Regions from separate parts of the Homo sapiens genome. Here region 1 is linked to region 2. Evidence: read pairs that join two places in POLR2A ChIA-PET (ENCODE). Cell type or tissue: PC-3. All regions are shown on one strand. Links, peaks and the distances in the headings refer to the core of each region. The heading gives the core; the rest is flanking DNA. Region 1 has its middle 34 kb from the start of TGILR. Region 2 has its middle 14 kb from the start of FAM50B.

What was found. Peaks named below come from ENCODE experiments on the same cell type or tissue, not always from the same donor. Only the 100,000 strongest peaks of a DNase experiment are listed, where the experiment ranks them.
Region 1: POLR2A ChIA-PET joins it to region 2 with 11 read pairs; 5 of 35 experiments call an interaction of 5 or more read pairs at or near these places.

What each region holds. Positions count from the first base shown.
Region 1 is chr6:3,941,530-3,949,866 of GRCh38, reverse strand. It overlaps the pseudogene CRIPTOP4. Among named protein-coding and RNA genes, the nearest start is that of TGILR, 34 kb to the right of the region's middle. In PC-3, for the core only: no CTCF peak of the experiment used is centred there; a DNase peak (open chromatin) is centred at 4,236; H3K27ac peaks cover 338 bases.
Region 2 is chr6:3,859,414-3,867,750 of GRCh38, reverse strand. No RefSeq gene overlaps it. Among named protein-coding and RNA genes, the nearest start is that of FAM50B, 14 kb to the right of the region's middle. In PC-3, for the core only: no CTCF peak of the experiment used is centred there; no DNase peak of the experiment used is centred there.

The DNA of each region.
Region 1 (8,337 bases), core at 210-8,209, 82 kb before region 2:
AGAGGACAGCCAAAAAAAATGCAAATTTTAGACCTTATTTAAGACGTCTCTGGGAAAACCCAAAGACAACAGGAGAGAAAAAACAAGAGGATTAGAGGAAATTTTAGCCTCTAACACCTGTAGCTAGAGCAAACTGTAGACAGCTGAACTCCCAGCCAGAGAAGCAACTTCACACTAAAGGCGTACTTGTCTCAGTTCTTTCTACCCAGTCATGTCTAGCAATTCAACAAAAAATGATGACACACGAACAGGCGAAACAACACAGCTTGAAGACGCAGAACAAGCATCAGAGCCAGACTCGGTTATGCCTGAGATTCTGGAATTATCAGACCAGAAATTTAAAGTACCTGTGAATAATAGGCTAAGGGCTCTAATGGAAAAAGTGGATCATATGAAAGAACAGATGGGCAATGTAAGCAGAGAAAAGAAATTTGCAGAATTGTAAGTAAGGAGAGAAATGTAACGTGACTAACTCCATCTTGCTTCTAACTTCACAGGCTAAATTGGTTTTTTGCTTAATCTAGTATAGAGGCCAAGATAACTATGAGAGGAATTTTGTTTATAGCTCAACTTTGAGGCAAGGAAAACTAACCCATCTCCTTGTTCGGAGGTTGAAGCCACATTCATAAGACAAAGTTAGAATTCTGGTAGGGTGTTGAATTTTGCTGAAGAAGAGGTGGCAGAGTTAAACAGTGACCCGTCATCATTCAGCTTGTTTTTCCATAAGTTGCTTCCTGATCCAGAGTCATGGAACCCAGGGTTGCAAGATTTATAAATTTCCCAACTACTCCTACAGATAGCATCACTGTTGTGAAACTGAAGGGGAACTGGTCTTTGAGACATTTTTCAGATTTAGCACTTTGGTCAACCAAGAGCTGCCACCTACCTGGTCCTGAGTCCCCCTCCCAGCTGGATAAAGACAGTTCTAAACAATTCCGCGATTTCCTCAATTGTTTCAGTTTCCCAGCCCCCTGCCTGGCAAAGTACCATTAAAAAAACCCCTCGTCTCCAAATTCTTGGAGAGACGGGTTTGAGACATCTCTCCCGGTCCTCGTCTGGCCGCCTCTGCAATAATTAAACTCTTACTTCTGCAATACTTCTTGTTCTCACTGCTCTTGGCTTTTTGGGCAGTGAGCAAGATGAACCCATTGCGCTGTTACGGAAACTCAAGAAAAGATCAAAAGGAAATGCTACAAATCAAAAACACTCTAACAGAAATTTAAAAATGCCTTTGACGGGCTCATCAGTAGCTCGAAAACGGCTGAGGAAAATCAGTGAGCTTGAAGATATGTCAATAGAAACTTCTTGAACTGAAAACAAAGAGAAAAAAGAATGAAAGCCATAGAACGGAATATGCAAAAACTGTGGGAGGGTTTAAAAAGACACGCATAATGGGAATACCAAAAGGGGAAGAAAGAAAGGAACAGAAGAAGTATTTGAAGTAATAATGGCTGAGAATTTTCTAAAATTAATAATAGACACAAAATGAAGGATCCAGGAAACCGAGAGAACACTGAACAGGTTATATGCACTTATATATATCATAGTCAAACTACAGGAAAATCAAAGAGAAAACCTTGAAAGAAGCCAGAGGAAATAAAACACCTTATTATAAAGGGACAAGGATAAAAACTACATCAGACTTCTGTTCAAAAACCATACAAGCAAGCAAGAAAAAACTCACCAACTTAGAATTCTGTGTCCAGTAAAATTATCCCTTAAAAGTGAAGGAGGTCGATGTGATGAATATGCTAATTATCTTGATTTGATCATTATGCGTTATTTGCATTGAAACATCACTGTGTATCCCATAAATATGTACAATTATTATACAATTATTTTACATCAATTTTTTAAAGTAAAGGAGAAATAAAGACTTTCTTAGACAAAAATTGAGGGAATTTAACACCAGTAGATCTGCCTGCCAAGAAATGCTAAAAGTTCTTTAGAGAGAAGGAAGATGCTGTAGGTCAGAAACTTGAAACTTTATCATTTTGAAAATGTGGGACCCTCCAGCTACCATCCCCTCCTCCCTCCCTCCCTACATCCCTCTCATACATTGACTGTCCTTAGGAAGTGAAGTAGCTTTTCCTGGAATCCTTAGTCAAAATTAACTCGGTGCCTGCTCGTTGCTTTCACACGTGTGTTAAGACACACACAGAATGGGGGATAATCACAATTTGTGGTGTGGAGGAAAATAAATTTTATTTTCAGTGAACTCTTGGTGTTCAAACCTTGTGGATTTCAGTACCTCCCATATGTGAGGTTCAAAAATCAGAGAAATGGCCGGGCACAGTGGCTCATGACTGTAATCCCGGCACTTTGGGAGGCCAAGGTGGGTGGATCACTTGAGGTCAGGAGTTTGAGACCAGCCTGGCCAACATGGCAAAACCCCGTCTCTACTAAAAATACAAAAATTTACTGGGCATGGTAGCGTACGCCTGTAATCCCAGCTACTAGGGAGGCTGAGGCAGGAGAACTGCTTGAACCCAGGAGGCGGAGGCTGCAGTGAGCCGAGATCACACCGCTGCGCTCCAGCCTGGACAACACAGCAAGACTCCCATCTCAAAAAACTAAAAATAAATAGAGAAACCCGTTAGTTTTAAAAGTGTCATTTAAGGGGGAGGAAAGTAGAGACTTCTGTGCACGTGAGTGAGTGAAAATTCACACATCTACTTCTGCCTTGCAATTTTTATGTGTAATGATGTCTTTACTTTGGCGGTTAGTTACGTCTGAGAATAAGTACACTCTATTAACAAGGAAACACTACTTTCTCCTCCCTTTCTCCAGAATGGGCTACTGGCTTCTCGCTCTCCTTTTCTCCTCCTTGCAGGTGACGTCACACTGTTCTGCTGACACCCTCCGTGAAAGTCAGGGCTGTGCGGAACTCACTCCAGCGCCCCCATCCTTAGCCGCTGCCTCCTGTCTCCCTGCCCAGGGCTCAGCCGCTAAGACAGACCCCCTGAGCTGTAGTGCACTCCAGGCTTCTGTCCTCGCAGACAATCCCCAGACACAGAGGACGGAGATCTCATTTCGGGTGGGACTCTGGAGCTTTTTCCAGAGCCAGACTGCTTGGTGGAGCCACTGCAGCATTCTGGAAGGGTCCTTGATTGAACATTTTGGGGCAGTGTTTTTTCTTGCCTGTCCTTTATAAAGGCTGTGGTGCAACCCTTCAGGCACTGTCTCCTTGAATGTGACTGGCACAGGGCCTGACACATAATCGTGCTCAATATCTTTCCTCTATGAGGGAGGCGCGCGCACACACACACACACACACACACACACACACAAAAGAACTACAGGGGAATTTTAGAAGAGACAGACAACTGTGTATGGCTGAGATGAGAATCAGAACTGTTTTGTGGATGAGGCTGATTAGAGGAAAAAATTAAAGTGTAGGTTCAATCCCTCATTCACCAGACACTATCACCAACTGGCATGTTTTAGTTTTGCTATGGAAAGAGAAATAATGGTGACTGAAAACAAACACAAGGCTTTACAATCTGGTGAAGCAGATGAATGTTCATCAATTAATTACATAAATAAATATAAATTCACACGGGAAGCAACCTAAATGTCCAATAGGAAAATGGTGAAATAAATTGTGATAGGTTCTTTTACTTTAATATTATGTGGCCACTGAAATTGTTTCAGGTCTGGGCACAGTGGCTCATGTTTGTAATAACAGCACTTTGGGAGGCTAAGGTGGGAGGATTACTTGAGCCCAGGAATTCCAGACCAGCCTGGGCAACATCATCATGTCTCTACAAATAATACAAAAATTAGCCAGGTGTGGTGGCACCTGCCTGTAGTCTCAGCTACTCAAGGCTGGGGCGGGAGCATCACTTGAGCCTGGGAGACGGAGGCTACAGTGAGCCATGACAGTGCCACTGCAGTCCTGCCTGGGTGACAGAGTGAGGAGTGAGACCCTGTCTCAAAAAAAAAAAAAAAAAAAAAAAAGGAAAAAACAAAATTGTTTCAAAGATTCATAAGATGAATACAATAACACTGGGTGTTTAAAAAGTGGGATATAGGCTGGGCATAGTGGCTTACGCCTGTAATCCCAGCACTTTGGGAGGCCAAGGCAGGCGGATCATGAAGTCAGGAGTTTGAGACCAGCCTGTCTAACATAGTGAAACCCGTCTCTACTAAAATACAAAAATTAGCTGGGTATGGTGGCATGCACCTCCAGCCCCAGCTACTCGTGAGGCTGAGGTGGGAGAATCGCTTGAATCCGGGAGGCGGAGGTTGCAGTGAGTCAAGACTACGTCATTGCATTCCAGCCTGGGTGACAGAGTGAGACTCTGTCTCAAAAGAAAAAAAAAAAGTGGGATATAAAAATACAAAATAAATCCCAATTTTATAAAAACAAATGCATGTTTGTCTGTGATAGGAAAGTTGTTACAGACCACAGTGAACAGTGATTTCCCCTGGTGATGGATTAGGAAGCATAGAGCATCTTCTCCTTAATGATGAATGTTTTGCGAGGAGGTAAATGGATTTGTTTTTCCAACGTTTAAATTTACAATTAGATGCTTTGCATGCTTTAAACGAGGAATTAAAGCTTTAGCATGGATTCTTTCTCTCTCTTTGAGTCGTTTCATTTGGTTTTGATGGGGCAGGAGTAAGGTGAAGGTCACCCAGCGCTTGTTGAGTGGGTCGTGTGTTTCTGGAAGAAGCCCTGGCAGAGAGGGGTTTTGAGAGATGTGACATCTGGGCTCTCATTCCCTTTCTGCACCTGTCTAAGCAGGTTCATCTCCTCTGTCTGCCGTTTGTCTTGTTTGGGGTTTTGTCTGCTATTTCTGAAGGCAAAAGCTTGTGTGCAAGGAGAAAGTTCTAAGAAATGCTTCCAGGGATGATGATGAGAGTTTGATTTTCAAGTGAGTGTTCCTGAGCATCTGATTAAACTCCTATGTCAGTATAAAAATGTACATTGTTCTGGATTAATTCCATCATTTCATAGCGATAACTCCCATCTTCTACAATTCCCACCAAAAGGGACTATCTTGTTTGAAAGCTTTTCCCTTGGGAGCCACTGGTGTATTATGTTTATCAGCTTTTTAAAAATTCTGTTTCTGTTTTTCCTTTAAAGTAGCTTGGCGTTTTTGAGCTGAAAATCAAAAGTACTGATGGTATACCCATGAAGATAGAATAAGGCATATAATTTGTTATACAAAGTGAAAATTCTAGAAGGTTTTTTCTCTAATCTGTAAAATTTTTTCTTTCAAGATAGTTTTTCTGTGTTCTCTAAATTTTTATTCCGAAGACCTACTGGGTCATTTAAAGTGAGAGAGACCAGTTGGACCAAGGATGATGGCACATAAACTTGTCTTTTACGATGGCTTGGACTTACCCTCCTTTGCGAAATAGAGATACTGAGAGTTGGCCTTATAAAGATGGGGGCTATTTTTGCATTATGATTCAAGAGATGATGAAAAAAACTCCTGCTGCTTTCCTTATACCCCAAATTACACAATTAGTGACTTATGCTTTTAAGTCTAGAAGACTTTTCATCGTGAGTTTCTGTTAAAATATAGATATCCAGGATGGAAAGCAGCTTCCATCCAGAATCTTACCAGGGTTCCTGCCACCAACTGAGAGGACAGAGTGGAACGACCTGGTGGGAAAACTCATCCCTGCTGGGCCTGAGGGATAGGCTGGAAGGAAACTGGCTTCGCCAAGGACTTTTCATAGCTGCTTCTGGTTCTGCAGTGAGAGATTCTAGTATATAGACTGTACAGTTACTCAGAAGAACAAGGGTAATGCATACACATTTCACCTGCTTGAAACTGGTTGGTCATTTGCTTCTGGAATTTAGTTTATTCTCTTTGCTGATTAATTTATAACCTATTCCATCTTTCTCCTCCCTTTGCTGGCAATTGCTGCTCTTTTTAGGGATTGTTGTGGGGAAGAGACTATGATTTTCTACCATAGTGTTTGTTAGAGTTCAATTCCATCCTACTATTCTGGGAAAATGTGGATCCTCCCACCTCTCAACCATCATCCCTTCCCTTTCTCAGTTTTTGTTCTGCTTCTGCAAGTTTTCTTAACATGTGGGCAATGGAATCGTTGAGCAATTTTGGTGAAATAAATTTCCATTTACCAACGTGTGAAGAGTACGCATTCAGGGACTTCCAGCGTAGGTATACAATAAACTGTGGACTGTGTTTGAGGAAACCCAGCTGTTCACTACCACAACTTGATGAAATGAACGATGGACTCGAGCCTTTCCGGGCTTGGCTGGCAGCCCCCGAGTCTCCGTCCCGTTCTAGGAAGAAGTGCACCAAGGTCACCGTGTGCAGGGAGAGAGAGTCACATGGCTCTCCACCAAGAACAGATCCCATCCCTGCTGTGTCTCTCAACCCTGCCTCCTGAGAGCGTCACGTTGAGAGATGTACCATCCCTGCTGCAGGAAGGAGTTTGTTAGCAAGCTCTGGGAAACATCTGGTTCCTTGAACTTCCTATGTACCTCATGGTGGGAGATTTTGAGACATTTCACCATTTATCAAAAATGGTTTTCAGTGTTAAAAATGGTTCTTTTTTGTTTTGGTTTTGTTCAGTCTTTCCTTTTTCTCAATGTATTTCCCATTTTTACTGTGCATATTCATATACATAATTTTTTTAAAAAAGGGTTTTATGCCAGGTGCGGTGGCTCACGCCTATAATCCCAGCACTTTGGGAGGCCGAGGCGGGCAGATCATGGGGTCAGGAGATCGAGACCATCCTGGCCAACATGGTGAAACCCTGTCTCTACTAAAATACAAAAAATTAGCTGGGCATGGCTGTGCGCGCCTGTAGTCCCAGCTACTCGGGAGGCTGAGGCAGGAGAATCACTTGAACCCAGGAGGAGGAGGTTGCAGTGAGCCGAGATCGCGCCACTGCACTCCAGCCTGGTGACAGAATGAGACTCCATCTCAAAAAAAAAAAAAAGGGGGAGGTTTACAATGTATAGTTTTTATCACCTAGTTACAACTAAATATTGTGAACATTTTCTCTTTTTTTCTACAACAGTTAAAATAATTACATAGTTTGGAAGAAACATAAGTTTTTAAGTAGTCTCACTGGGAAAACTGAGGTAAAATTTTTTTCCAAGAAGACTTCATTTTTTTTTTACAGTGTCTTGAGCAGAAAGGGAACTCCTGTCTTAGGTAGCTTGCTACAGATGATAGAAACTTGCCCTTCAATTAACCTTGTAACTTGCTTCTGTACACCCACATAATCGTGAATCAAGTGATCCACTTTGTCTTTTCCAATCTGTCTCTCCCACGTGCTTCTTCTTTCCTATCCAGTCTCATCATGCAGATGAACTTTCCTTACTTCAGCACTTCTGGCTCCTCCCTTTAAAAAGGGATGATATTAGTTGATTTTGATCAACTCTACTCAAAACTTTATCCTCAGTTCCACATTAGGATTAGCCTTTAATAATCTGAACATATAATTCAATTGCTTAAAAGAAAATATTATTAGAAGATCTTGGTAGAATTACACATATCAAGAAACACTGGACTCAGACATGATGTAGATATGACTGACTTTCTTTCCTTCTTTTTTTTTTGAGATGGAGTCTCACTCTGTCACCCAGGCTGGAGTGCAGTGGTACGACCTCAGCTCACTGCAACCTCTGCCTCCCAGGTTCAAGCGATTCTCCTGCCTCAGCCTCCCAAGTAGCTGGGACTACAGGCACACATCACCACATCCGGCTAATTTTGTATTTTTAGTAGAGATGGGCTTTCACTATGTTAGCCAGGCTGGTCCTGAACTCCTGACCTCAGGTGATCCACCTGCCTCAGTCTCCCAAAATGCTGGGATTATAGGCGTGAGCCACTGCACCCAGCCTCTTTTTTTTTTTTTTTTTTTAATAATTTCTCAGGGGAGGGCAGGGCAGAGGTAAGAAATAGTTGGTACTGTAAGGAAGTGTTAGAGACTATTATGGAAAGGTGTTCGTTATCTTAAGGCAACTAACAAACGATTATCTTTCAGTCAGAACATTGGAGCAGCAGCCTTTACTGGTCATGAAATTTGCATGATATCTAAACTTGTATTTGTAGAAAAAGGTAAATGTTGATTAATAGCAACTTTGTATAGAAAGGCAGATGCCAGCATAAAAGTGGTACATGAAGACAGTGGTAGTTTTGGAGTCCTGGTCCTTGAGGTGCTTGTCCATCACAAGGCCGTCACACCCAGGTAGAAATGCCTGAGGCAAGCAGCGGAGCTGTCCATGTCAGCATTTACACAGGGAACACTTCTTGGACAGCTGGGTGTCACGGGGCTCAAACCTACGGCTCTCATTGTGCATGTAATATTCACAGGTCTGTCCATAGAAGGACAGGGCTCAGA
Region 2 (8,337 bases), core at 67-8,066:
ATGGCCAGACAGATTTAGAAGCCAGTGGCTTAGGTAGATGTTGTTTATACGCAACTGTGGTATAAGAAGGGATATATATTTGGTATTTTTCCCCAGTTCCTGGCACAGAGCTTGGAATTTCCTGAGTGATGGGAGTGTTTTTAGTTATTTATAATGAGCCTCTTTCATCACACCTGAGTTTATGCTATGGCGGTGACTCCTATTGGGGGTTAGTTGCCAGAGGAAACAACCATGTGATTAGAAAGGTGGAATTTTCAGCTCCAATCCCGACCTTCAAGGAACAGAGAGGAGCTGGAGATTTTTAATCACCAACAGCCAAGGATTTAATCAATTGTACCCATATAATGAGACCTCCCCAAACCCCTGAACAATGGGGTTTGCTTCTGGGGTGGTGAACACAGAGGTGCTGGGAGTGTGGTGCACCCAGAGAGGGTCAGGAAGCTCCATGCCAGCCCCCCTCATCACTCGCCTTGTGCGTCTCTTTTATTTAGCGGTTCCTCCTTGCACCCTTTACAACAAACTGGTAAATGCAAGTAAAGCGTTTTCTTGAGTTCTGTGAGTGAATTATCAAGGCTGAAGGGGCAGGTCATGGGAACACCCAGATCTGTATTCACCGGAAAGGAGCATCTGAGCCCAGGCCACTCATTTGCAGTGGTAGTGTGAGGCGGGAGCTGTCTAATGGGGCCCTCACCCTGTGGGGTCTCTGCTAACTCCCGGAAGTTGGTTCCAGAAGCAAAGGAAATGCAGCTGCCCCGCTGGCGCTGAAGCATCAATCATGCTATGGAAAAGCCCACACATTTGGTCTCAGAAGTGGAGTCGGAAAAGAGACAACACAGGGCCAAGAAGGAAGAACTGTGGTCCGCCATGACTTTCTCTCTCTCTTCTACACGTAGGCTGGCAATGGCTGTGGCCCAGTCAGCATCTTTCCCTCCATTTTATCTGTGCTGGTAAGCGAGTTTACTCTGCTCCTCCTGCAAGTGAGAAGCTGAGCGTCCATCTATGTGCCGCTTTTCCCTGCTCTTAACCTGCCACTAAATCTGCTCCTTCCTGGCACAGACAAGGAGCATATTATCTGTGTCATTTATTTAGAAATTAACAACATAGGCCGGGTGCGGTGGCTCACACCTGTAATCCCAACACTTTGGGAGGCCAAGGCAGGCGGATCACCTGAGATCAGGAGTTCGAGACCAGCCTGGCCAATATGGCAAAACCCCATCTCCACTAAACATACAAAAATTAGCTGGGCATGGTGGTGTGCACCTGTAATCCCAGCTACTCAGGAGGCTGAGGCAGGAGAATTGCTTGAACCAGGAAGGTGGAGGTTGCAGTGAGCCGAGATCATGCCACTGCACTCCAGCCTGGGCAAAAAGAGCTAAATTCTGTCTAAAAAAAAAGAAAAAGAAAAAGAAATTAACAAAATACTGTCATGATACTGACTTCTTTCTGGGTATGCATCTTCACACTCTAATAAGGGGGAGTGCCACCAAAACCAGGCAGAAGCTATTTTGTCTAGCCTTATATTCGTTTTTTTTTTTTTTGTTTGATACGGAGTCTCGCTCTGTCATCAGGCTAGAGTGCAGTGGCGCGATCTCAGCTCACTGCAACCTCCGCCTCCCTAGTTCAAGTGATTCTTCTGCCTCAGCCTCTTGAGTGGTTGGGACTATAGGCGTGCACCACCATGCCTGGCTAATTTTTGTATTTTTAGTAAAGACAGGATTTCACCATATTGGCTAGGCTGGTCTTGAACTCCTGACCTAGTGATCTGCCTGCCTCAGCCTCCCAAAGTGCTGGGATTACAGGCGTGAGCCACCACGCCCAGCCCGAACCAATGTTAAGAAGCAGTGTTCACCTGTCACATTGCAAAGATGAAAAAAACATACCAAGAGTGGGCATGGATTTGGGGAAAGAAACATTTTTATACACTGCTGATGAGAATATAAATTGGAGCAGTGTTTTTGGAGAGTGTTGAGTTATTGATTGCTATGTAACAAACGAACCCCAAACTCAGTGGCCTAAAACAATATTCAACAACCATTGTGTTCCTTCTTATGATTCTGTGGGTCTGTTGGGCTTAGCTGGGTGGTTCTTCTGCTATGCATGTTGTTGGCTGGGACTGGAGTCATCTGGTGGCTCATCTGGGCTCGCACATCCCAGATGGGTCACATACGTGGCTATACCTGGCAGTTGGCAGTGGCTGTGGGCTTGGAGCTCAGGTTGGGCTCAAGTGAGACATCTACACATAGCCTCTGCATGTAACTTGCCTTTTTCCTGCAAAGTGGCTAGTTTTAAGACAGTGTGTCTTTTTAAGGCACATTTTCCAAGGGGTGGGAAGCGGAAGCTGACAGACCAATTAAAAGCTACATCCGTGGGCACAGCATTGCTTCCACCATATTGCATTGCTGAAAGCAGTCACAAGACCTACCAAAGCAGGTGGAGAAGAGCATGTTTTGACAGGGGAGGAACAAGTCCACATTGCATTGCAGAAGCATGTGTAGGATGAGAGATGTATTGTGATTGTCTTTGGAGAATTTAATATGCTGCAGAAGGTAACTGGTTAATGTTTATTAAAAATCCCTAATATCTCTATATCTTTTGTTCTGAGCAACTCTGCTCCAAAAATTTATTCTAAATACATAGTGATAGATATTTCTAAAGACTTGACTATCAGGTGGACATTTCAATTTCCTTCTTAATAGGCTAAAATTAGAAGGTATTCTCATGTCCCCAAATAGGAAATTGATTAATGGTGGTATACTCTACTATATTGTCTAAAAGTGACCCTAAAAAAATAATACATAGGGCAAATCGTGTCAACACTCATTATTTTAGAGAAATAGTGTACTGGGGCATTTTTCTTGGCAGGGTGGAGCTTGACAGGGATCACTTTACCCGTGTTTCTCAGTATGTTGACTTTGAAGTTTGCTGGGGGGCATGTGGGCAAACTCACATGGGTCAGAGAGCTTTCTCAGAGGAAATGGATCAAAACTTCAACCCTGTCATGGGTCAAATGTTTATTCTAAAATTCAATCAGGTATTCATCATCTAAGCCATGGAGATTGACTGGAACTTATTATAAAGCTTATAGCTTTACCTGGCTTAAGGTCTTCTCCCTCAAGGACAAACTGTGGAGAGGTTAGCCCTGATCTGATAATTGGGAAGGTCTCTTTATTTAATGATTCCATTTTATTCTATTAATGGTCTGAGTATTATAATGGTCTGATTCCATTTTATTAATTACTCTTCTGTTTGCTCACTTAAAAATAATAAAAAAATATTAAAAATAATCTGCCAATATCTCTTGAAGTCCTCAATCTCCTCCTTGAAAATCAAGCTCTTGGGAAAACTGGCTAGCCATATGTAGAAAGCTGAAACTGGATCCCTTCCTTACACCTTATACAAAAATTAATTCAAGATGGATTAAAGACTTACATGTTAGACTTAAAACCATAAAAACCCTAGAAGAAAACCTAGGCAATACCATTCAGGACATAGGCATGGGCAAGGACTTCATGTCTAAAACACCAAAAGCAATGGCAACAAAAGCCAAAATTGACAAATGGGATCTAATTAAACTAAAGAGCTTCTGCACAGCAAAAGAAACTACCATCAGAGTGAACAGGCAACCTACAAAATGGGAGAAAATTTTTGCATTCTACTCATCTGACAAAGGGCTAATATCCAGAATCTACAAAGAACTCAAAGAAATTTACAAGAAAAAAACAAACAACCCCATCAACAAGTGGGCAAAGGATATGAACAGACACTTCTCAAAAGAAGACATTTATGCAGCCAAAAGACACATGAAAAAATGCTCATGATCACTGGCCATCAGAGAACTGCAAATCAAAACCACAATGAGATACCATCTCACACCAGTTAGAATGGCAATCATTAAAAAGTCAGGAAACAATAGATGCTGGAGAGGATGTGGAGAAATAGGAACACTTTTACACTGTTGATGGGACTGTAAACTAGTTCAACCATTGTGGAAGTCAGTATGGCGATTCCTCAGGGGTCTAGAACTAGAAATACCATTTGACCCAGCCATTCCATTACTGGGTATATACCCAAAGGATTATAAATCATGCTGCTATAAAGACACATGCATACGTATGTTTATTGCGGCACTGTTCACAATAGCAAAGACTTGGAACCAACCCAAATGTCCAACAATGATAGACTAGATTAAGAAAATGTGGCATATATACACCATGGAATACTATGCAGCCATAAAAAATGATGAGTTCATGTCCTTTGTAAGGACATGGATGAAGCTGGAAACCATCATTCTCAGCAAACTATCACAAGGACAAAAAACCAAACACCGCATGTTCTCACTCATAGGTGGGAATTGAACAATGAGAACACATGGACACAGGAAAGGGAACATCACACACCGGGGCCTGTTGCGGGGTGGGGGGAGGGGGGAGGGATAGCATTAGGAGATATACCTAATGTTAAATGACGAGTTAATGGGTGCAGCACACCAACATGGCACATGTATACATATGTAAGAAACCTGCGTGCTGTGCACATGTACCCTAAAAGTATAATTTAAAAAAAAAATTTTCAACCAAAAAAAAAAAAAAAAAAGAAAATCAAGCTCTCGTTACTCAGGATACTTTTTGTGGTTTTAAAAATATCAGTTCAAATTTTTTTCATTTATTTATTTTTAAGACAGAGTCTCACACTGTTGCCCAGGCTGGAGTGCAGTGGCACAATCTCGGCTCACTGCAACCTCCGCCTCCGGGGTTCAACGGATTCTTCTGCCTCAGTCTCCTGAGTAGCTGAGACTATAGGCGCGTTCCACCACGCCAGGCTAATTTTTTGTTTTTTTGTTTGTTTATTAGAGATGGGGTTTCACCATGTTAGCCAGGATGGTCTTGATCTCCTGACCTCGTGATTCGCCTGACTCGGCCTCCCAAAGTGCTGGGATTACAGGCGTGAGCCACTGCGCCCGGCCTCAAAATTTTAATTATAGTTTTATATTTTAATGGGTAACACATTTGCATGATTCACAATTCAAAAGGTACAGCTGGATATACTGGGGGGAAGTCTCTTTCTCATGCCTGTCTCCTAGCCATCCTATCCTACTCCCCAGAACCAGACAGTGGCTTCCAGAATCTTATATATCCTTTCAGAGATATTCTAAGCACAATATGAGTGAATATATGTATCATTCTCCCTCTGTCCTCTTTTGCAAATAGTGGCACATTATATGTATTGCTTTTCCTCGCAGACTTTTTTTCCGACTTAAAAACATATCTTGGAGCAGAGCAGCAGTGTGAGGAACTTGGGGAAAGTTCTCTCCCAGAAGGACAGCTATTAAGCTAATCAAAGTTAGCAAAATCTGATCAGCCAAAATCTCTGGAGATTGATCAAAGTGCTTACCACAAAGCTTGTATTCAGCAAACCTATGGAAACACAGTAAGAACAGGGGGAGGCTATCCATTGATCTAGGGCTCCCCCTCATCACCATAGCTTTGTGTTGCAGAGGAGCCCCTTCAAAGAATTTGAAAGCTGAGTGGCAGCTCCTATCTCCCCCAGCTCCTCGGGGTAGAAGAGATATTCCCAGTGGATTCCACAGGCGTTGAATATCGGTAGATCCATTTCCCAGAGCTCTATGCTGCAGAAATACTATGCTGAATGGTGGTGGCAGCCAGGTAGTGGAGCCTGTTTTCCCACCCCTACAGAGAAAGGATCTGGGTGGGACTGGTTAAAAATGCAGTCCCCTATTCCCTCCAGCACTGTGTTGTGGGAGAACTGCTCTGGTGGGCTTGGCAGCTCCCATCTCTTCCATCTTCTGGAGGGGAAAGAGCTATTCCAGATAGATTTGGTAGCTGGTGAATGTTGGTAAATCCTATCCTTCATTCCCCCACCCCGAGCTGTGGGTCACAGAGATATACACTGGGCTGTCATGGCACCAGTTCTCACCTCCCATACACATGCAGCTCCTTCTTGGTAAAGAGGATCCAGGGGGGGCGGCCGGGTGCCCATCTTCTTGCATCTCCAGCTCCTGCTCCATAGTGCAAAGTTTCTGCCAAGGAACGTGTTGGAGCCAGTTTCAAGATTCATCACACACCGTCCTTGCCAAGGGGCTCTACTTTAATTGGATTAGATTGTTGAGCAATTTAAGGCCCCAGGTCATTACTGAAAACAGTAGAACAATCAACTAGCAATTAGTGGAGACTAACAATTGGGTGTGATACCAGTAGAGGCAGACTAGTCAGAAACTCAATGTGGAGATCAAAGAAAGAGACCACTAAAGGGATCTCTGCTAAACCCACAGTCCTCCCTGGTGGTCAGGAGCTCTGTGTGCTTGCCCAAAGCTGAGTCCTCTGAAGAGTGAATGAAGAGGAACTTCTGAGCTACTGTTCCTTGGCTGAACACAGGGCAAACTCACAAACTACCTGAACAGTAAAAGCAGTCTCAAAGCCACATACAGATCCAGTGGTGAAAACCTTACAGGTTCAGGGGGTTAAGTACAACCTCTGACAAATCAGAGACTGACTAACGATCTGAGCTGACCCAGGGGTGACCCACAGAAAACCAGGCTTACAGATAAAATTGAGGGGGAAAGTGTTTGGGCAGAGACATCAGAGGCTGCACAATGGAGGAGAGTAGACTTTACTGAGCTAGTCAAGGCAAGACACTGAACAAATACACAAACAATCCCCACAGGGGGAGAAATCAGTATTTAGAGTTGCTACAATATATTAATTAAAATGTTCAATATTTGATGAAAGCTACCAGACACACAAAAAGACCAGGCACAGTGGCTCATGCCTGCAATCCTAGCACTTTGGGAAGCTGAGATGGGCGGATCACTTGAGGCCAGGAGTCGGAGACCAGCCTGGCCAACATGGCAAAACCCCATCTCTACTAAAAATACCAAAAAAAAAAAGAATGACCTGGGCATGGTGGTGCATGCCTGTAATCCCAGCTCCTCAGGAGGCTGAGGCAGGAGAATTGCTTGAACCCAGGAGGCAGAGGTCGCAATGAGTGGAGATCATGCCACTGCACTCCAGCCTGGGTGACAGAGCAAGACTCTGTCTTAAAAAAAAAAAAAAAAAAAAAAAGACACACAAAGAAACAGGAAAGTGTGACCTATACATAGGAAAGAAAGCAAGTAATAGAAATTGCCCATGAAGTATGCAGACATTGGGCATAACAAAGACTTCAAAGCAATTCTTATAAACATGTTCAAAGAAATAAAGGAGACCATGGCCAAAGAACTAAAGGAGAGTATGATGACAATACCTCACCACATAGAAAATATAAAGAGATCAAAGTTATAAAATTGAATGAAATAAAAATTCTGGAGTTGCAAAGCATGATAGTTGAAATGAAAAATGTACTAGAGAGGCTCAAAAATAGATTTGAGCTGGCAGAAGAAAGTATAAGCAAACCTGAAGACAGATCAATAGAGATTATGAATTGGAGAAACAAAAATAAAAAATAAACAGAGCCTCAGAGCAATGTGGGACACCATTAAGCACACCAACGTATGCATACTGGATGTACCAGAAGGAAAGGAAAGAAAGAAAGGAACAGAAAATGTGTCTGAAGAAATAATGGTTGAAAACTCCCCAAATTCCTTAAAAAGAATTAATCTGTACATCCAAGAAACTCAATTAATTCTAAGTAGAGTTAAAACAGAGCCACACTCTGTTTTATATCATATCATATCATATCATATCAAGATATATCATAATCAAAACATTGAAAGCCAGCAATAAAGAGACAATCTTGAGAGCCTCAAGAGAAAAATGACTCATCATAGGCAAAGGAACTCTAACAAAATTAATTGACTTAATCCCCTATATGCTGATTCCTCATCAAAAGTAATAGAGGCCAGTGATTCAAAGTGATGGGAAAAACAAAAAATCAAACCTGTGATCAAGACTCCTACGTCCAGCAAAACTATCTTTTAAAATTGAAGATTAAATAAAGGCATTCTTAGATAAACTATAAGCTAGGAATTTGTTGCTTTGAAAAAGAAGAACAAAGTTGTAGGACACACACTTCTTTATTTCAAAGCTTAGTATAAAACACCAGTAATCAAGACAGTGTAGTTGTGGCATAAGGATAGCAATATAGATCAATGGAATAGAAATGAGAGTCTAGAAATAAACCTATGTGAAATAAACCCAAATTATTGATAAGGATGCCAAGACCATCCAATGGGGAAAGAAAAGTCTTTTCAACAAATGGTGCTGGAACAACTAGATATCCACATGCAGAGGAATGAGATCAGACAATTACCTCCCACCATATACAAAAATTAACTCAAAATGGATCAAAGACATAAATGTAAAAGGTAAAACTATAAAACTC